2 separate regions of the Homo sapiens genome follow, and region 2 is linked to region 1. The links are chromatin loops, found by intact Hi-C in ENCODE. Cell type or tissue: chondrocyte. All regions are shown on one strand. Links, peaks and the distances in the headings refer to the core of each region. The heading gives the core; the rest is flanking DNA.

Region 1 (9,677 bases), core at 656-8,655:
CTCTGCCCACCTGGCCTCACAGGCATTTGAGTTTGTGTTCCACCCCTCCCCATCCCAGAGCCCAGCAGTCAGCAGTGAGAGAAGCCAAATGTGTGCAGGGAGTGCGAGGCGGCAGCTACCATGCAAACTCCAGGGGCACACCGCCCCCCAGTAATCTCTCCCCAGAGTGCATCAGGCAATAACAGGAAGATACTCAGCTGTTCATTATGACATGATTTCCCATTTTCAAACCTGACAAGTTGGTCTTGATGCTGTTATTCAAATAACTGAAAGTAAATGGTTGTGAACAAGGAATTTCAGATCACAGACTCAGTAAGCCTGGCCAGCCCCCAAGGCTGTGTCTTCCTTAAAGTTGGGATCTCTGTATTATCTCATACTCTATAGTAGAGCAATAAACATAAGCTGACTTATGTGATCACTTAAAACTACCAGGAAGAAACATTTTCCGTAATAAATTTAGTGTAGGATTGCTTTGTCTTCTCACACTCACTTTTCAGAAAAGAAAATGTAAGTATTGCCAGGCGCGGTGGCTCACACCTGTAATCCCAGCACTTTGGGAGGCTGAGGCAGGTGGATCACTTGAGGTCAGGAGTTGGAGACCAGCCTGGCCAACATGGAGAAATCCCATCTCTACTAAAAATACAAAAATTAGCCGGGTGTAGTGGCGCATGCCTGTAATCCCAGCTACTTGGGAGGCTGAGGCTGAAGAATCACTTGAATACAGGAGGTGGAGGTTGCAGTGAGCTGAGATCGCACCACTGCACTCCAGCCTGGGCAACAAGGCAAGGCTCCGTCTAAAAAAAAAAGAAAAAAGAAAAAAAAGAAAGAAAAGAAAATATAAGTATTTACAATTGACAGAAGAATGTTGTGGCTTTACTTTCAGTGAATCCCAAACACGCTTAATGCCCTCTGTACCCTCTGCCTGGTTCCAGTGAGACATGACAATTGGATTTTGTTAAGCATTGTCTTTATTCAAGCATATGATGAAGTCTCAAAATAACAGGGCTCAATATAGTCACTTAGAGATTGAAATGACACAAATTTCTTTGTCATACGAAATTGACCGAAGAGACTGAAATGATACAAATTCCTTTGTCATGTGTTTTCTAAATTTGTATAAAATTTACTCACAGGTTTATTAGATGATCATAAACAGAAAGATGTGAGTTCAGCCTTCCTGGGCGTCCTGGGACCTGATGGGGGTGGGTGATCTCCTTGTATCTGCTCTTCCTTCCCTGAATCGATTGCTCAACTAGCAAAGGTCAGTTGATTGCGGGCTGGTTGGCACGCTTAGGGAACAAAGGTCAGTCCCGCAGTGAGGGACAAGGCTGTCCCCCATCTCATCCTGGGTGCCTTACATCTGATGAAACCTCCCGTATGTGGTTCTTAGAATGCAGAGAGGTCTCTGTAGAGTGCAGGGCAGTTCCCTCGCGGATGTGTTACGGTATCCCTTGATTGATCGTGTCGAGAATAGAAAGACGGTGAGCACAGGCAGCATCCCTGGTATCTGAAGAGAGCCTGGGAGACAGAACTAAGCTAGCTCATTTCCATAATTTCCAAAACTCATGGTCCTCTTATACTAAATTGACTCCATTTCTGTTTTCTGTCTTGGGACATTTACACCATTGCTGGTATATTTTGGATCTCCTGGGACAACAGAAAGTGCTAGTGGTTGTGTTTGGCCTTGTTGATGGGAAGAAGCCAGGAGAGCCTGGATAGGACTCCCCGGTCCTTCTGCCTGGGAGGGAGGAGCAACAGGTCTTGGGCAGGGCCTGGTGTAAGCGTGGTGGCAAAGGTGAATGACCCTCCAGTCTGGCCTTCCTTGAGGTCATATGGAGCAGGCAGTGCTCTGAGGCAGGGAGTTTCAGAACCCGGGTTCAGATGTCACAGCTCTCATTCCTGGCTTGGGACATCTAGCTGGGCACATAAACTTCTTGTGCTTCCCCTGGAAAGAGGGGTCATGATACCCTTAAAAAGCAAAAAGAAACCCCCCCAAAAAAACAAAAAAAAAACATATGGTTACTTTATTTCTCCTTGGCTGGGGTTAGCCAGGGATGGGATACAGTTGTTGTAGCGAGAGCTCATGGGAAATGCTCCCAGGCCGGGGACTTCGTCAGGGACACGTATCCAGGGCCAGTATGAGTGAGGACAGAGGACAAGAAAAATATGAAGTCAGGGTCAGCCCTGCAGGCTCTGTAGGGAGTCCCGCCCTGGGTTTGGGAGATACAGGTGCACAGGTGAGTGTGTCACACCCATCAGAGGGGAGGGAGGGAGGGTGGTGCTGTTAAAGGGCAGTAGTAACCAGAATGAAGGAAGTGACTGCTTGTCCCACTTCGAGAAAATGAAAATGCTTCAGTGTCCAGAGACCACCACCAGGGACAAGACTTCAAGTTTTCTCCACCCACTTGGTCCTCCCAGGGTCCTTGGGAAAGCAGAGAGGGCATCAGCCCCATCTCAAGACAGGCATAGAATACTGTTCACCTCATTCTCATCTTCTCCCATGCTGTGGATGAGCTGTGTTTTCTTCCTCTCCAGCACGACCAGGATCTTCTCCTTGAGGAAGTTATTTCACTCATTCATTCAGTGTTTATTGAGCACCTAGAATGTTCCAGAAACAGGGCCGTTGTATGAGCAAATGCAGACTTGCCCCAGCCCTCATGGGACGCACAGACAGGGGCAGACGGATGCTTGTTGGGTGATCACACGTTGTGAAGCCCAGCAGCGGGGGTGTGAGGGGAGGCAAAGGTGCCTCGAGAGAGCTGGGATCCAGAGGTTTGACGGCCAGAGCTTGGGCCACACCCAAGCAGAGTGACTCCACCTAGTGAAGCCAACAGATCTGGGTCATCCAGGCCCCAAAATCTCACTGGGAACCTGGTGAAGCCATCACGTTTCTGAAACATCCATCAGGAATGTCCCAAGGGCAGCCTGGGTCCATATCTTCCCTCGTGTACTCAGAGAAGACAGGAGCAATGAACTCAGATCTCTGCCCATTTGGACTAGAAAAACAACACTATTTTGACTCATGTTTTTTGTTGCACAAAGAGGCAGGGGCAGGGACCAGGTGGAAAAACGGGTCTTGAATTACAAACACCAGAGTTCAAAGATAAGTCATTCAGGCTAAAGTAAATATTATTGGATTTAAAACCAAAAACCGTCACCCTAGTGGTGGACTGTGCTATCATTTAAATGTGAAGGAAAATTACCCTTAAAATGGGTGTTTTCTGAGCAGTGTTTGCTGTTTGTTTGTGTCTCAAGAAGGACCTCGCAAGGATGTTGCTTCGGTGATCCCTTTTTCCATCCAAGTCTGGTGTTGCCTGGCTGGGTGTTGAGGACAGGTTCCTTTTGTACCTGGGCCCTTGAGTAGGGTCTCTCTGGGTACGTGAACAGGTGCCACATATTCTTTCTTTAGGAAAATGGCAGGCAGCTGGAACATGGAAAACTTAGCGTTTTAGCCTCACCAGGCATCGTGTGTACAGGAGCCTAGATAGCAAACTCCTTTAGACACAGTGTTAGAAAGTTGGAATTAATAAAATATTTAATGTGCTCCTTGAAGCATTTGTTTTTGAAAGGAAACTTGACGTAAACTAAACTTCCACAGACGTGTTTTAGAAGTGACTGTTTCCAGTAGATTTTCAATGATGTCTGTATACACTCAGCTGTGGCTGTAAAATACAACACACATACTTTGTAAACCTGTTAGTGTGACGTTTTCACCCTGACCTGAAATGTTTAGTATCACTCAGAATACGAGAGTCATGAAGCTAACAGGCTGCAATGTGTTCGGCGCTGTCGCCCTTCCCGTGCAGGAGGCCACTGTCTGCGGGGTCCGGTGCTTTCCCGTCCTGGGCTAAGGTGGGTGGGCAGAGCAGCCTGGACCGTCTGCAGCCACCATGTCCTCTGGACCCCTCTCTGCACCATGCCCACCTCCTCCAGGCCCCCACACCATGCCATGCAGTGGCCGTGACAGTGTTTAGAATCCTTTCTTGTCTTCCATTTCTTCATCATTTTAGGGAGGAAGTGCTGTGCTTTATGTCAAGATGAAACACAACATCTGATTCCTTACCTGGCTCTGCTAGGGCTTAGGAAAGGGGGCTTGGTTAAGGTGGACTCTGCTGCCTGCGGCTTCTGTCCGGGCCCGGCCCCTGCAGCTGTGACACACTGCCATCTGGTGGACACGAGTGGGGCTGCGTGGCTTTCCACGGGGCTGAATAGCCTTCCTGTGTTTGAGGAAAGCTGACAAATCCTTTTTCATTCGGAAGACACACAAAATGAAATTTACTCTACTATGTAAAATAGAGATAGGTTAGACGTTCATTTGCCATCACCTTTCAACAAGAGCTTAATTTTTAGTTTTTCTCTGCATGGTCTCTACTTAAAAATATGCCCAGATTTTATTTTGAGTCCGTTGTGTTCTTCGGAGCAAGGACTTTTTTAAAATGATAAAAACAGCAAACTATGGTTTTTGGGGTTTTTTCCCTTATTTGATATTTTACAAATTATAAAAACAAATGATGTAGACGGTTACAAGCAAAACCATGCAGAACAAAGATGTGTTAAAGCCCTGCCCCCCCAAAATCAAGGTTTGTGGACCCCGTGTGTTTTCTTTCTCAGCTTTCTTGCAAGAAATACCAGAAAGAAAAAAGGGCTTGGGTGGGCCCTTCTTTTACGGTCTCAGATATCTTTGTAGGTAAACGAATGCATTCCTGGAGCTTCATTTATTTCTCCACAGTATTTATCCATTGCTGACCAGCAGCCAGAAAACATACGTTTTACACCGTGGAGCAAACATGCCACAGGCTTTTCAGTGGTAGTTTGGCAGTCTATTAAACTGGATTTTCATATCCCACCAAGAGTTAAACTAGCCTCTTTATTTTCATCTTATTAATATTTGTTCAGCAAACTAACTTACTCTAAGGAATAAAAGGCTTTGGGCCCAGGAGATTTAATGAATTTATTCTCCAGCACGCTAAGTGCTAGATAGATAGTTCACATTTCCTTGTTCTTTGAAATTTTATTTATTTTATTTTATTTATTTTTTTTTTTTTTGAGACAGAGTTACACTCTGTCGCCCAGGCTGGATTGCAGTGGCATGATCTCAGCTCACTGCAACCTCTACCTCCTGGGTTCAAGAGATTCTCCTGCCTCAACCTCCTGAGTAGCTGGGATTACAGGTGCATGTCACCACACACAGCTAATTTTTGTAATTTTAATAGAGACAGGGTTTCGCCGTGTTGGCCAGGTTGGTCTCGAACTCCTGACCTCAAATGATCTGCCCACCTCGGCCTCCCAAAGTACTGGGATTACAGACAGGAGCTACCGCGCCTGGCCTTGAAATTTTGATTTGAAAAATATTTCAGGAATATTTTTCTTTCCATGTGAAGTTGAGAACCACACTTGAATTGCTCCAATCATCCTCACAACTCAACATGGCTGCAGGGCTTCTGGGGCTCTGCCAAATGAGATGGTGCCCATCTGATCAGAGTCTGCCTTCGTATCTGTCCCATCGGAGTCTGCCTTGGTACTCATCTTATCGGAGTCTGCCTTGGTGCCTCCAAGTACACAGTTAGGCTGATGTGGCATGCACATCCGAAAAAATAACTCTAGATGTGCATTTCGACACATCAGCAAATGCAGATGGTATGGGCTGCAGATGGTATGGGCCACAGCTGGAGAGAGCCGTCTTCACTGCGGTATAGCTGGGCTGCACCCAACGTGAGAATGGACATCAGGGCAGAGAGCCGTAAGCAGCTGGGATTGTGGAAAGCGCCCGTGAACACATGGTCTTGGACAGGGCCTCAGGTGGGTCCTTAGCAGCTGTGGCTAAGTGGGCAGAGGGACCACCCCACCACCACCCTGCCCAAAGGGCTTATTTAGCAAAGAGGGGAGAGAGGCCAGCCTGCCCCTGACTGCATCCCACTGGCCTGAGGGATGTGGCCTCTCTGCCCCCATTTCCACTCCTGCTCTTGGGACACAGGAGACTGGTTAGATGAGAGTAGAAAGTTTATTTTTGAACACCCAGGTGTGGGGTGGCTGGGCGAGACCATCTGATGGCTTTGGGAGCCAGGCCGCAGGGTTTAGCTTGGATCTGTTGAGTAGGAGACCCTTAAACATGGCCACCCTGAGCTAAGAGCTGGTCTTGGATTTTGCTTTCTTTTGGATTAACCGAGTATTTTGTGGGATTCCATTTGATCCCTTAACTGGCTGACCAGCTATAACTCCTGGTTATGTTGTTTTAGTGTTGCTCCAGGTGTCGTTGGAGGAGAAGTTGAAGGTACAAGGAGTTTGCAGGAGGGAAGGTGGCAGTTAATGAGCCTTCCTGGTGGGACCGGATGGTGAGGGCAGGGGCATCTGGCCCAGCGTGGACTCGGGCCATAGATGGGAAGTGGTCATTTGGAGGTCACCATCTCTCTGACACCCTGACCATAGCACCTGCACCCCTGTGCTGAGCTGCAGGTCCCCGGCACCAGCGTCTGTGCAGCTCAGGTGTTGCTGAGCCGTGGCCTCCGCAGCTCTCCATCAGGATTTCTCAAGCTTCATTATGAATTATCTCTGTGTGAGCTCACAACGGTGACTGCAGAGTCCCAGGTCATCTCTCAGATCTTCTGAATCAAACATATGGTCTGCAGTTGCCGCGCATGTCTTTGGCCGATTTTCTGACAATCAAAGTGAAGAAGTTCTGAGCTACGGGAAGTTGGGTTGAAGGCATGATGGGGAAAACATGATTAGTTGACAGCTTTTCCCAGAGAGTTTTTAGACAAACTCAACCTTGGTAACCTTCTCAGTGGGCTTATGATAAGAACCTTCAATGTGCCAAAAAATAAAAAAAGCAGCACTCCAGGTAGTTAATCTTTGTTTAAAAAACCCTTCCCCCCACCCAGTCCTGCAAACAAACAAACAAACAAAAAAAGGAGAAAAAAAGAAACCTGTCTTTTGTTGGATGCTGAGCCGAGAAAGAAGTAACACCACTGCCGGCCTCTGCCTCTTGTCCCGAGACACCCTCATGGTGCAGGGCTCTCTCCAGGGTCCGTTCCTCATGTGCACCCTCTCTTGTAGTTCCACAGCCCGCTGTGGGTCCCACTGAGACTCCTACCTGAGGACAGGAGAAGAGGGTCCTCAGGGACGTCCAAATGAGGACAAGAGAAGAAGGGGCCTCACAGACATCCAAATAGGAGAAGTGTGAAAAGCTAAATTTGGAGTGTCCCATTTTTCTGCTTCTAAATTACAAAGGAAGCAAATGTTTTGTTTTGTTTTGTTTATCATTCATAGCCCCATCTTCATGTTATCCATTTAATGCTTTTAAAGTATTTAATATTTTGTCTGTTTTCGTCTACAGGTAGAAGAGAGACCAGAAAAAGATTTTACTGAGAAGGTAAGGAATCGTTCATAAACCTAGAGGGTCCCAAAAGTTGTGGATGAAATTGATAAGAAAATATGTTGCTTGGTTTTTTTTAATAAGGATGTTCCCCAGCGAGGGAACTGGACTAGAAAGCGGCCCACCTAACCTGGTATCACCTTCCCGGAGGTAGGCCACCGGGAGTCCTGTCCGGTGTGCGTTAGATCCTGTAGAGCAGGGAGGCGTTTATAATGGGCCCCACCATGGAGTTTAGGGTTAATCCAGCTAATCGCAGAGCATCCAGGAGGTGCCTGGAAATGATCCCCTCCTTACAGTTTACTATAAGCCCATGAAGAGTTTCCAATTTGGAAATGGAATTAAAGTAACAGTCCTGTGATGTTAGATTTATATGCAGTTTTGGTTTTGTCTGAAATCGCATCTGTGTTAGTCCGTTCTCACACTGCCATAAAGAACTTCCCTGAGACTGGGTAATTTACAAAGAAAAGAGCTTTAATTGACTCACAGTTCCGCATGGCTGGGGAGACCTCAGGAAACTTACAATCATGGTGAAAAGGGAAGCAGGCACCTTCTTCACAAGGCGACAGGAGAGAGAACATGTGAAGGAGGAACTGTCAAACACAAAGCCATCAGATCTCCTGGGAGCCCACTCACTATCACGAGAACAGCATGGGGGAAACTGCCCCCGTGATCCAGTCTCCTCCCACCAGGGCCGTCCCTCATCTTGTGGGGATTATGGGGATTACAATTCCAGATGAGATTTGGGTGGGGACACAGAGCTAAACCATATCAGCATGTGATCCTCTCAACGTTCCAGGGGTCTCGTAACATGCCGGGCCTGTCTGCAGCCACGCTGGCCTCTCTGGGTGGGACTTCCTCTCGGAGAGGCAGCGGAGACACCTCCATCTCCATCGACACCGAGGCATCCATCAGGGAAATCAAGGTGAGATGCTCTCTTCTTACTGACAACTTGAGAGAACCTTTTGTAAAAATCAGTCTTTAGATTAAAAAAAAAAAAGTTAATTCATAAAGTTCTGGATCTTTCTTCTTGGTCCTCTCTCCCTCACCTCCCCTAAAATACGGTGTTCTCCTAACATCAAGACCCAGCTCAGATAGTGTCTCCTGCAGGAATCTGATCCTACCCACTGACCCCCCAGCAGGGCGGACCGTGTGCCGGCCCCCTGCGCCCCTCAGCACCCGGGGAATACCTTAGTGAGAGCACTTGGCACGTTGTGTTGATGCACTTGGTCGTCTCTGTATGCTTGGTCTGCATAGACATTCAGTCCACAAGTTTGGACACCAGACGGCTTTACCTACTTTCACACAACCCCTCCCCACTAAGTATGTTCCCCTTCGGCCTAGAACTTGCCCTTTCCTTTCTCTTTGTAATGTGCCTTTAGTAGCCCTCATCTTTGTATTTTAATGATTTTTTTTATCCCACTGTAGTGTAGGTATTATTCTCTGCTCTATCCTCAGCACCCAGGACAGTGCCAGGCATTTGGTAGTATTCTGTGTGTGAAAGAGAAACACGGTGCTATTTGTTAAAGTAACTAGGGACAGTGCATCTGAAAACCTGAAGACTGGAAGGGCAGGTGAGGTGACTAGACCTGTGTCCTCCAGGGAGCAGAACCAAGACAGAAGCAGCTGAAAGGAGCCAGAACTGACTCAGATTCTGAATTTTCTAGTGCTTTAAACTAGGTTTAAAAGGGAAGCAACTTCCACTGGGGATGTCTGAGCAGCTGGATGGCCGTTTGCCAGGGAGGACGGAGAGGGATTTAAGCATCCACCAGAGTTTGGCCAGGGTTACCTTGAAGATGCTTCCAACACCTATGTTTTATAAGTTTACAAAACCAGAAGAGCCATTTCCCATGTGCCACCCCTGGGCCACCTGCAGCTCCTTGTTGCTTCCCTTTTTTTTTCCTTTTTCTTTTCTTTTCTTTCTTTCTTTTTTTTTTTTTTTTTTTTTTTTTGGAGACAAGAGTTTTGCTTTTGTCACCCATGCTGGAGTTCAATGGCACGATCTCGGCTCACTGCAACCTCCACCTCCCAGGTTCAAGTGATTCTCCAGCCTCAGCCTCCTGAGTAGCTGGGATTACAGGCGCCCGCCACCATGCCCGGCTAACTTTTGTATTTTTAGTGGAGACGGGGTTTCGCCATGTTGGCCAGGCTGGTCTTGAACTCCTGACCTCAGGTGATCCACCCACTCGGCCTCCCAAAGTGCTGGGATTCCAGGCGTGAGCCGCTGCGCCTGGCCTGTTGTTTCCGTTTCTACAGCAGAGCAGCAGAGTTGGCGGCAGTCCTGATGTTTCTCTGCCCTTAGGTTGCG
Region 2 (9,075 bases), core at 1,066-9,065, 650 kb before region 1:
TTTTTTGTTTTTAATTATTCCTATTTCACGTTCACATGGAAAAGTCAGAAAGCATAACTACTCTAGGCCGGGCGCCGTGGCACACGCCTGTAATCCCAGCACTCTGGGAGGCCAAGGCAAGTGGATGGCTTGAGTCCAGGAGTTTTGATACCAGCCTGGGGAATATAGTGAAACCCCGTCTGTCCTAAAAATACAAAAAATTAGCTGGGCATGGTTGCGTGTGCCTCTAATCCCAGCTACCTGGGAGGCTGAGGTGGGGAGAATCACCTGAGCCCAGAAAGTCAAGGCTGCAGTGAGCTAAGATTGCGCGACTGCACTCTAGCCTGAGCAACCAAAGTGAGACCCTGTCTCAAAAGGAAAGCATAACTGCAAAAAAAAAAAAAAAAAGTCTCCTATAGTTCTGTGACTCACTGATGATTCCTGATAACATTTTATTTTAAACTCTTCCAAAACCTTTCTTTTATATCTTTTTAAAAACTAAATTGAAATTTTTATTACACATATGTAAGGTTTTTGTTTTTGTTTTGTAAAACTGTCATTATATGTTTGTTGTAGTTCAAGCCTCCAAACCCATAAAAACTCCTGCCTCAGAAGCTGTGTCCCACTGGTAGGAGGGGCTGTAATCGGGAGAGAAGTGTTGTGTACCAGGCTTATTGTCAGGGAATGCTACAGCCTTGATAGTACATAAATTTGTTTACTTTTATATCCTAATAAATAATTTGGGCCGTCTATAAATCCTCGTGTTTTTAGTGTGCTGTTGCCTAAATTTAGGATATGGATTATTATTTTTAAAAAATTCACTAGAAATGGCAAAATATTACTTTGGTAAAAATATTTCATGTCCTTTTTATCTGGAAAACCACTATTGTTTCCCCAAAACAAATTCATATAAAACTAAATTTTACTTTGTGTTATGTGAAGTATACTTCTGTATGTTTGGCTTGGGACCTGGTAGTTTTTAACATTTCCTGAGATGATTATGTTTTTAATTGATTATTCTTCTTTGTGGTGGCGTAAATTAGGAATAATGCAAGATATCTTTGGAAAAGAATACCACCTGCTATAAAATCTGTAAGTATCCTTTAAACCTATTTTACTGCTTTAATGTAATGACATTCCCTTAAATGGCAACCTTTTATAAGCTTATGTTTTCTATCTGACGTCCTAGTAATAGTCATCAGATTGGTATTAAGGATTCGAAATAAATCTTCAGAGTCCTCTAATCAGAAATTTGAATTTTGCTGGGATGGTGTAGAATTTCTGCTCAGTTCCTACTGATTAGATTTCTTGAGACGCTTTTATGTGCAGCTTCCCTAGTTAAACAGCTGAGCCAGTTTAGATGAAGGAAGCTCCTGGAGGTGGCGGAGGCAGCTGAGGTGATTTTCAGCTGGTTTATGTTGCTTCCTATAATGGTACTTATTTTGAAACTGCCATCGTTTACAAGAATACTCTAAGAATGATTGACAGCAATAAGATTATTTTTGTTAATTAGGATTTTAAATTTCTTATTTTGGTTGGGAGATTAGAAGAAATAGCCTGTGAAAAGGTTCTTCCAAAGTGGAATGAAGTAAAATTTTAATGTCAAATGATTCCATGTGTCTAACATGAGTGTCAAGTGAAATTTTTAACATTCTCGGGATATTACCAAGAATTCATCTAAACTTTTGTTTATTGATATTCATCAAGAGATCGGATTAGTATTTTTACTCTTTTTTTTTCCCTCATACATTCTGTTCTGTTAAGTAAGATTGGAATATTCCTCAGCTTCTTTGGCTAAATAAAGAAGTACTATAAATCATGCACATAAGTTTCAATGGCGTTAGTGGAAACTCAATCCTTAGAGAGGCTACAATGTATGACATCTTAGATTGAGAGTCTCTATTGTTAACCATTTTGCTATTACTTTTGACCTAAATATATATTCATAATATATCTATGAAATACAAATACAACATCTTTAAAAACAATCCTTAAGCTAATTAGTCCCCAGGCTTAATTCTGAAATGTTTTTTGACTACTTTCTCATGCCTTAATTTGCTATTGTAATAAATTTATATCAGCCCTACAGATAAATTTTACCTTACTGCTCATAGTGTTTAAAAACCTTTTGATAGTGATTGGGCTGAAAAAGTAATTGCATCTTTTAAAATAAATGTTGAATTAGGTTTTAATGATGTAGCTAACAAGTTTTTATATCATTTCTGGTATTTTGTTTTAAGATACAATCATTGGTGCATTTACAGAGTGAATACCCTCTAAGGCAATAATATTTATTGCAGGCAAATTCTGAACTTGGGGGAATTTGGTCAGTAGGACAAAGAATCTGGCAGAGAGATTTCCCTGGGATCTATACAACCATCAACGCTCACCAGTGGTCTGAGACGGTCCAGCCAATTATGGAAGCACTTAGAGGTAGTGTTTCTTTGTGGTTAAAAATGAAATTAGATGAGACTTAGTCCCTAAGTGCTGCAGTGTTGAAGTAATAAATCAGTGGTGTGTGTTTAAGTAGATATTTTTGATAGGTGAAAAGAGCAGTTTTCAGAATTTTTTAGATTTGCCCTAATCATGCTTCTTCATTTTTTGTTGCTTGAGATTACATTGGCTGCTGTGCTTTTGTTGTTTCTTAATTCTAGACAGAAATTGCTCGTCAGTTTTAAGAGTTTTTTTTGCTATTAAAACGAGATCTTGTAATATTCTAATAAGTTTAAGGTATGGGTTTGTAGAGATGTGAAAATAGAGACTGCTCTTTGAATTTTGTCAGCCTCAGCCTTTGATAGGTGTTGTCTTAAGCTTCTGGATTTTATAATTTATCAGTTTAATACATAGATGCTCAAATGTGTTTTTAATTGCTTTGAAAGATTACAAGCCTGGTGTGACAGAGCACTGATCCCACAATAAAATCTCATTCCCTGCCTCTCTACAGTCTCTCACCCCTAGCATTTGCTTCCAGTCCTCCTGGTTCACTCTTTATAAAATTATATAATCTTGTTTTATGTTGTCATGTACTGTTATTTCTTATTGTTACCCTTACTTCCATAGTTAATATCCACCTTCACTGTATGCCTTCCTGCTGTGGAGGAAGTCAGTGAGCAGGAATTTTTTTAATAACTGTTCATCACTCTGCTAAGGGATATCAGCTTTACAGGGCAGCAGACAGCAGAGATTGTTTCTGAAATGCACATAATTCCCTTGGAATGGTAAAATTCTTAGCAGCATAAAACATAACAATGTAAGTGACAGAACAGGAGGCAGCTACTTTAAATGTGAATGAAATGAGCAGAGTCCTAAGGCAGGCAGATAGATGGGAAGGGAGGAGTGTGGAAGAAGATTGCACAGGTACAGCAGGGGCAGTTTCAGAAAGTAGCACCAGAAACCTCTTCATATAAGCCCTGAGGAATTAGCGTTATAGTGGACTTCCATAGTATCCTCGTGATTCAGCCTTGTGATTGTGGTGGGGCGGTCACAGGCCATGTGCCTTTTCCCAGTGTTTTACAGCGGGTTGATTGGCAGGACTGGGCTTGGGAACTCCTTACTCGTTCAGCAAGCATTCTCTTGTGCACCGTCGGGTCCGTAGTTTTATTCCTTCCCGGAGCCGCCTCTCACTGAATTCCATGAGATTGAGAATTCCTGGCAAGCAGTTCAGTAGACCCAGGAAAGGCTATATAGCGTACCATGCGGGAGTTTAAGCTCTGGGTCCTTGCTTCCGGAGTTCAAATTCTGATTCTGTCACTTACTAGGGTGACTCCTCAGTGTCTTATTTTCCTCATTTGTGAAATGTGATTAGAAATAGTACTTTTTCAGGTTGTAAATGAGTTAATATATAAACATGTACCTTATTCTAAAGCACTACAGTATTCCTGAACATATCCTGAGACTTTTACAAATCTCCAGATTCATGAATGGTACTGTGGTTTCCTTTGTAAAATGCAGCCAGGTCAGGATAGTCTCTTAACAGATTGGTCTTACTGATGAATTTAACATTTTGCTTCTTAACTTATTAGAAACTTATTTTCTAGTTGAGAACAATCACTTTCTTAGATCTCTTTCCATTCTCTTCTAAATTAGGCACAGTCCTATTAGAAAACTGAAAATGACTTAAGAGAAGCTAGTGAAAACTATTTTTGCAGGAAACAAGGGCTGAGGAAGTACTTAGAAACTAGGTAGACAGTAGCCATTCTCATCTGAGGCTTGAAAGGGCAAGGCGAGGGGCCAGTGTTACTGGGGCTGCCCCACAGGATGGATACAGAAGGTCAGCTGGAGCAAGGCAGGGAAAGGGCATAGGAAGTGAATTCCCTGACCTTCCTTCCCAGCCTCTGACCTGATAGAGCCCCAATTCGCCAAAGCAAGAGAGCTCAGGTGCAACAGGCATTGGCGGCCAACCTCCCTGGCACACAGCATGGCTGGGAAAGACAGAAGAGGATTCGAAAGGATGGGAGTGACTAGTTCATCTTCCCTTCTGTCTCCAGCACTGGCAGTGATGGATGAGCAGCACTTGAGTATTTGTTGAACAACTGAGTTTGCATTCTGTTAGCATTTGTTTTCACCAAAAATGTGTTCCATCAACTACTGCCACAGATATTAGGTGCTGGCTCAATTTATTCCACCTTCCAGCGTGTCATTCTAGGGCCTGAGGTTACAGATTTCACAACTTGAGGATCACAGAGTGACTAGTCGGAATGTAGATGTGATTCGTGCCAAGTGGATATTGCAGCTTCTGAGACAGAGAACACTTAGCCTTTATTTTTGCTTTGTCAACTCACTTCTCCCATCACATGTTTTTCTTTCCTTTTCCAGTGATATCTTTTTACTTTTCTCTCCCTTTTATCTCCTCCATTCTTACTGTATTCCTGTTTTATTCCCCACTCTGAAAATATGGCCAGAATATTTGAACTGAAGTAAATGTTTTTGAAATACAGTTGACTTACCAAATGAATATAGTTTTATGGTGTATACTTTTACTTCTCTAAAAAAAAAAAGTATACTTTCCATTGTTGGCTCTTTTCCATTGTTGGCTCAGTTCTTTTCCATTGAATGTATGCAGCCTTAATAGAAAACGTTTCTTGGTATTGCAAAGTCTGTTAGGTTACAGGCTGGTTGAAGGAAGGAAGGAACCTACAATAATAAGTGTAAAGCCACAGAAGGAAGAGCAGACAGTGGCTGAGTGAAAGCTGGAGAGGATGTCGGGCTCAGATGAGGGGAAGGGATGGGAGTGTCGGCAGTTTTTAAGGAATCTGAGAAAACAAAGCCTAAGTGTTGGAGTCGTGCCCCATTTTGGTCCTCGTGATGCCATCAACAAGCATGTATTTGGCATATATTTCACTGGAGATGCTAGGTGTTTGGGGGACTTTGAGGATAAGAGATACCCCTTCCTGTCGAGAAGTTTGGAATATAATTGAAAAGAAGGGGATAGGTGGAACAGTGTCTGCCGTAGTGGAAAGTTGCTTGTTAAAGTAGAAGTGTAAACAATACTGCTGAGTTTAGAGAAGGGCAGAGATCGTAATGAATTATAAACAGACTTAGGAATGGTAGAGAGCAGACAGGAGGGCATTTCAGGCCACGGGATAGCATAAACCAAAAGCCCCAGGGGGAGAAGGTGTAAGACTTGTCTGAGAGCCAGTGGACTCGTTTGGCACAAAGGGTATCTGGGGGAATTGGTGTAGTTTGACAATGTCCCAGGAATGGAGAGAAGATTTTAAATATGTTAGGGTGTTTGTTTTACATATGTACACTGGCCTATTAAATATGGAAAGTAAAATCCAGAATATTTCCTAAGCATGTTGACCACCAGGTGGAGGAGCTCTTGCATTACCAATGAGCAATGCCCAGGGAGAAAGGCCAGCTGGTTTCACAGTGCTCAACTCTACCGTACTCCTGAGTTTATTTAATTGGGTATGGAAGCCTGGGGACAATCCTAAATGCCACTTTCAGGAAAGTTTTCGTTGCTGGTATTGTTTGGCAGTCCCTTCTTAGAGTCATTCTTTCAAGGTGGGAATTTAGGATTTTGAACCTTAATTCAGTCAAGAGTTTGATGCAGACTTGGAAGAATGCTCCAGTTACAAGATTTGTTCTGTAACTCCCAGGTGTGGTCCTGTATTAGAGACGTTTTTGAAAAGGACAGCTGATTACGCAAATCAGTTTTCTGCTCCTTTGATTCCAGCATTTGTAAATGAAATAAGATAAGTAAAATTTATATCCCCATTGCATAAACATACTGCATTTTCTTAGGGTTAGAGCCTTGTGTTTAGTAACCTTTTTCCATCTTTGTAATTTTCATTATCTGAGATTTTTCATCCAAGAGGAAGTGTAAGAAATGTATTTTTTTCCAGCAATATTTGAACCCCCCGTACATACTGGGCATATGTATTTGTATCTATAAGCACAGAAATCTTTGGGTTCATCTGGCCTTGCTTATGAAAACTAGACAAGGACAGTGGTGTGATTTAACAATGTGCTTTGAAAATGCTGCTCCCTGGTTCACTCTCTGCCAACCCACCACTCCCACAATAGATGCAACAAGGAGACGCGCCTTTGCCCTGGTCTCTCAAGCGTATACTTCAATCATCGCCGATGATTTTGCAGCCTTTGTTGGACTTCCTGTAGAAGAGGCTGTGAAAGGTAATTTTGGCTTACTTTTTACTTATAAGGAAAATGGAAAATAGAAGTGTGAATTGTAGGTTCACAGTCTCCTCTGAAACACTTGGAACAGAATATGCTTTTGGAGTCCAGGCTGTGTTTTTTGAGAGGTGATATGAAACAGGTGTTGTGGAACACCCAGCAGGCACCCTGCAGTCAAGCATATTAATAGTTCTATAGCAAGCAAATGTGTGAGTATCCACACAGTTGGTTACAAAAATATGTCTTAATTGGTCTCTTTACTCATATTTGGAAATCCTTATTTCACCCTTATTTGATAAAGGCAGCATCATCCCCACGTCCCTTTTCATTTTCCCTGCCATTTCTGACCCATACCCTAGGCGCTTGCTTGCTCCCCACTCATACCTGCTGGTCTCTCCAAATGTAACTTTGCATTTTCATTTCTCAGCTGATGCCCAGACTAATCCTTCCTGTTGCTCGTTGTTATAGAATACTGTATACACCTGGCCAGGTGCAGTGGCTCACACCTGTAATCCCAGCACTTTGGGAGGCCGAGGCGGGTGGATCATGATGAGGTCAGGAGTTCGAGACCAGCCTGGCCAACATGGTGAAAGCCCGTCTCTACTAAAAATACAAAAAATTAGCCAGGTGTGGTGGCAGGCACCTGTAATCCCAACTACTCAGGAGGCTGAGGCAGGAGAATCGCATGAATCCAGGAGGTGGAGGTTGCAGTGAGCTGAGACTGTGCCACTGCACTCTAGCCTGGGCAACACAGTGAGATTCCATATCAAAAATATATATATATATCGTATACACCTTGTTGCATTGTTTTGCCATGATTGACATTTTTGATTCTCCAGCTAAAATATGAGCACCATCACGCACTACATCCTAAATTTCCAGGGCCTAGCATAGTTGTAGATACATGAAGATAGGTTAATGAAAGTTCTAAGTTATTACTTTTATTTACTCATACAAACATTTATTTCTTTTGGCTCTTAAAATTGGTCCATCATTTATTTTCTATATATAACATACTTCAGAGCTCGTATTCTCAGCTGACCACCTGGATGTGAATGCTGGTACCACCCGTCCCTGATGCTAGTGGCTATGTGACTTAGGACAAATCACTTGAATTTCCCTCAACTTTATTTTCCATACCTGTCAAACGATGGCCCTATATCCCACTTCATAGAGTTGTGGTGATTACATAAAATCATCCCTATAAAAGCACGTAGTCTGGTACCTACAGGTAAACCTTCCATATATGGAAGCTGTTTTTATTATTGCCATCTTTGTTATTACTGATATGATGGTCACAAAAGGCGCCATATCAGTTTTCCTTCTGTTTGTTTTAAATAATACTGATTAGGTTAATACTATAATATATTCTTGACAGAAAACTAACCATCTTTTAATGATTATAGCAACCTAATAGAGTAAAATGAGGCTTTGATACCTGTTTCAGAAATATTTCAATAATAAGTTTCCATGCTCTTTGTAATATACCTTTCTAGTAAAAATGCATATGACGGGTTATACTAAACACATCAGGTCTTCTGTACAACTAATGTCATGGACAAGTTGTGGATTTTGTGGGGTGTTTTATTCTTTCCGGATCTTTATGTGTAATATACTTTTTTAGGCATATTAGAACAAGGATGGCAAGCTGATTCCACCACAAGAATGGTTCTGCCCAGAAAGCCAGGTAGGTGGAGCTTTCACCCATTTACGCAGCACTGGACTCTTCTAAGACTGCTTCAGGTTTTCAGTCTTTGGTTTTTGATAATTGGATGTAAAATTCGGCTATACTAACACAATGGAAATAACTCATTTTAAATAAAGCGTAGTAGACGGGGTAGAAAGGATCACCTAGTTTAAACTCTTAAAAATGTATTTCCTGTATATAAATGATTTTACGTAGGTTTTTCATGGTCCTTACACCTTAGTTTTTACTAAATATTAATCTCCATCCTTTTATGGAGCCATTTGTAACTGAGCTTATCCTTCATATCCAAGCTGTTGTCTGTATTAAAAAAAAATGTTTAAATATTCAACTGCCCCCCTTTTCTGTTTGCACTCAAGTCATACAGGCACTTTTCCTGTGGCTTCCACTTTCACAGAGTTAACTTCTCTAGCCCTCCTTTTAAGGCCTTAATTTCTATGACCTGCCCTCATTGTCTTTATCTGAATTCCCAGCCCCTCAGTCTTCCTGTTGGAAGTGAGCCACACTCATTCCCGCCTGATAGTTTCTCTTCCTCCTGCTGACCAGGAGTGTCTTTTCTGCCAGGTCTTTAGAGCCAAGCTTAATGCCCACTTCCATAAACCCGCCTTCATCCACGTCAGCCCAAATTTCCTTCCACCTACTCGGAATGCCTATGTTTAGACATTGCTGAACATACAGTAAAGGATTCTCAATGTGCTCAGCCCTTTGAGTTACAAAGAGTGAGAAGACATGATCCCAGTCAAGTGAGATAGTGG

The links. A loop is a pair of places that touch in the nucleus more often than their neighbours do. Peaks named below come from ENCODE experiments on the same cell type or tissue, not always from the same donor. Only the 100,000 strongest peaks of a DNase experiment are listed, where the experiment ranks them.
Region 2: a loop joins it to region 1, with 4 times the contacts of the local background. A loop is called at or near these places in 3 of 110 quality-filtered maps.

What each region holds. Positions count from the first base shown.
Region 1 is chr2:237,741,031-237,750,707 of GRCh38, forward strand. LRRFIP1 (LRR binding FLII interacting protein 1) reads left to right here. Exons shown (of 24, transcript NM_001137550.2): 12 at 7,334-7,369; 13 at 8,169-8,294. Among named protein-coding and RNA genes, the nearest start is that of RBM44, 53 kb to the right of the region's middle. RefSeq lists enhancers at 3,382-3,907, 3,874-3,923. In chondrocyte, for the core only: CTCF peaks have their summits at 3,142, 4,170 (motif pointing left) and 4,396; no DNase peak of the experiment used is centred there.
Region 2 is chr2:237,087,583-237,096,657 of GRCh38, forward strand. COPS8 (COP9 signalosome subunit 8) reads left to right here. Exons shown (of 8, transcript NM_006710.5): 3 at 1,023-1,071; 4 at 2,280-2,412; 5 at 6,508-6,615; 6 at 8,240-8,302. Among named protein-coding and RNA genes, the nearest start is that of COPS8, 6.2 kb to the left of the region's middle. In chondrocyte, for the core only: CTCF peaks have their summits at 5,781 (motif pointing right) and 5,982; no DNase peak of the experiment used is centred there.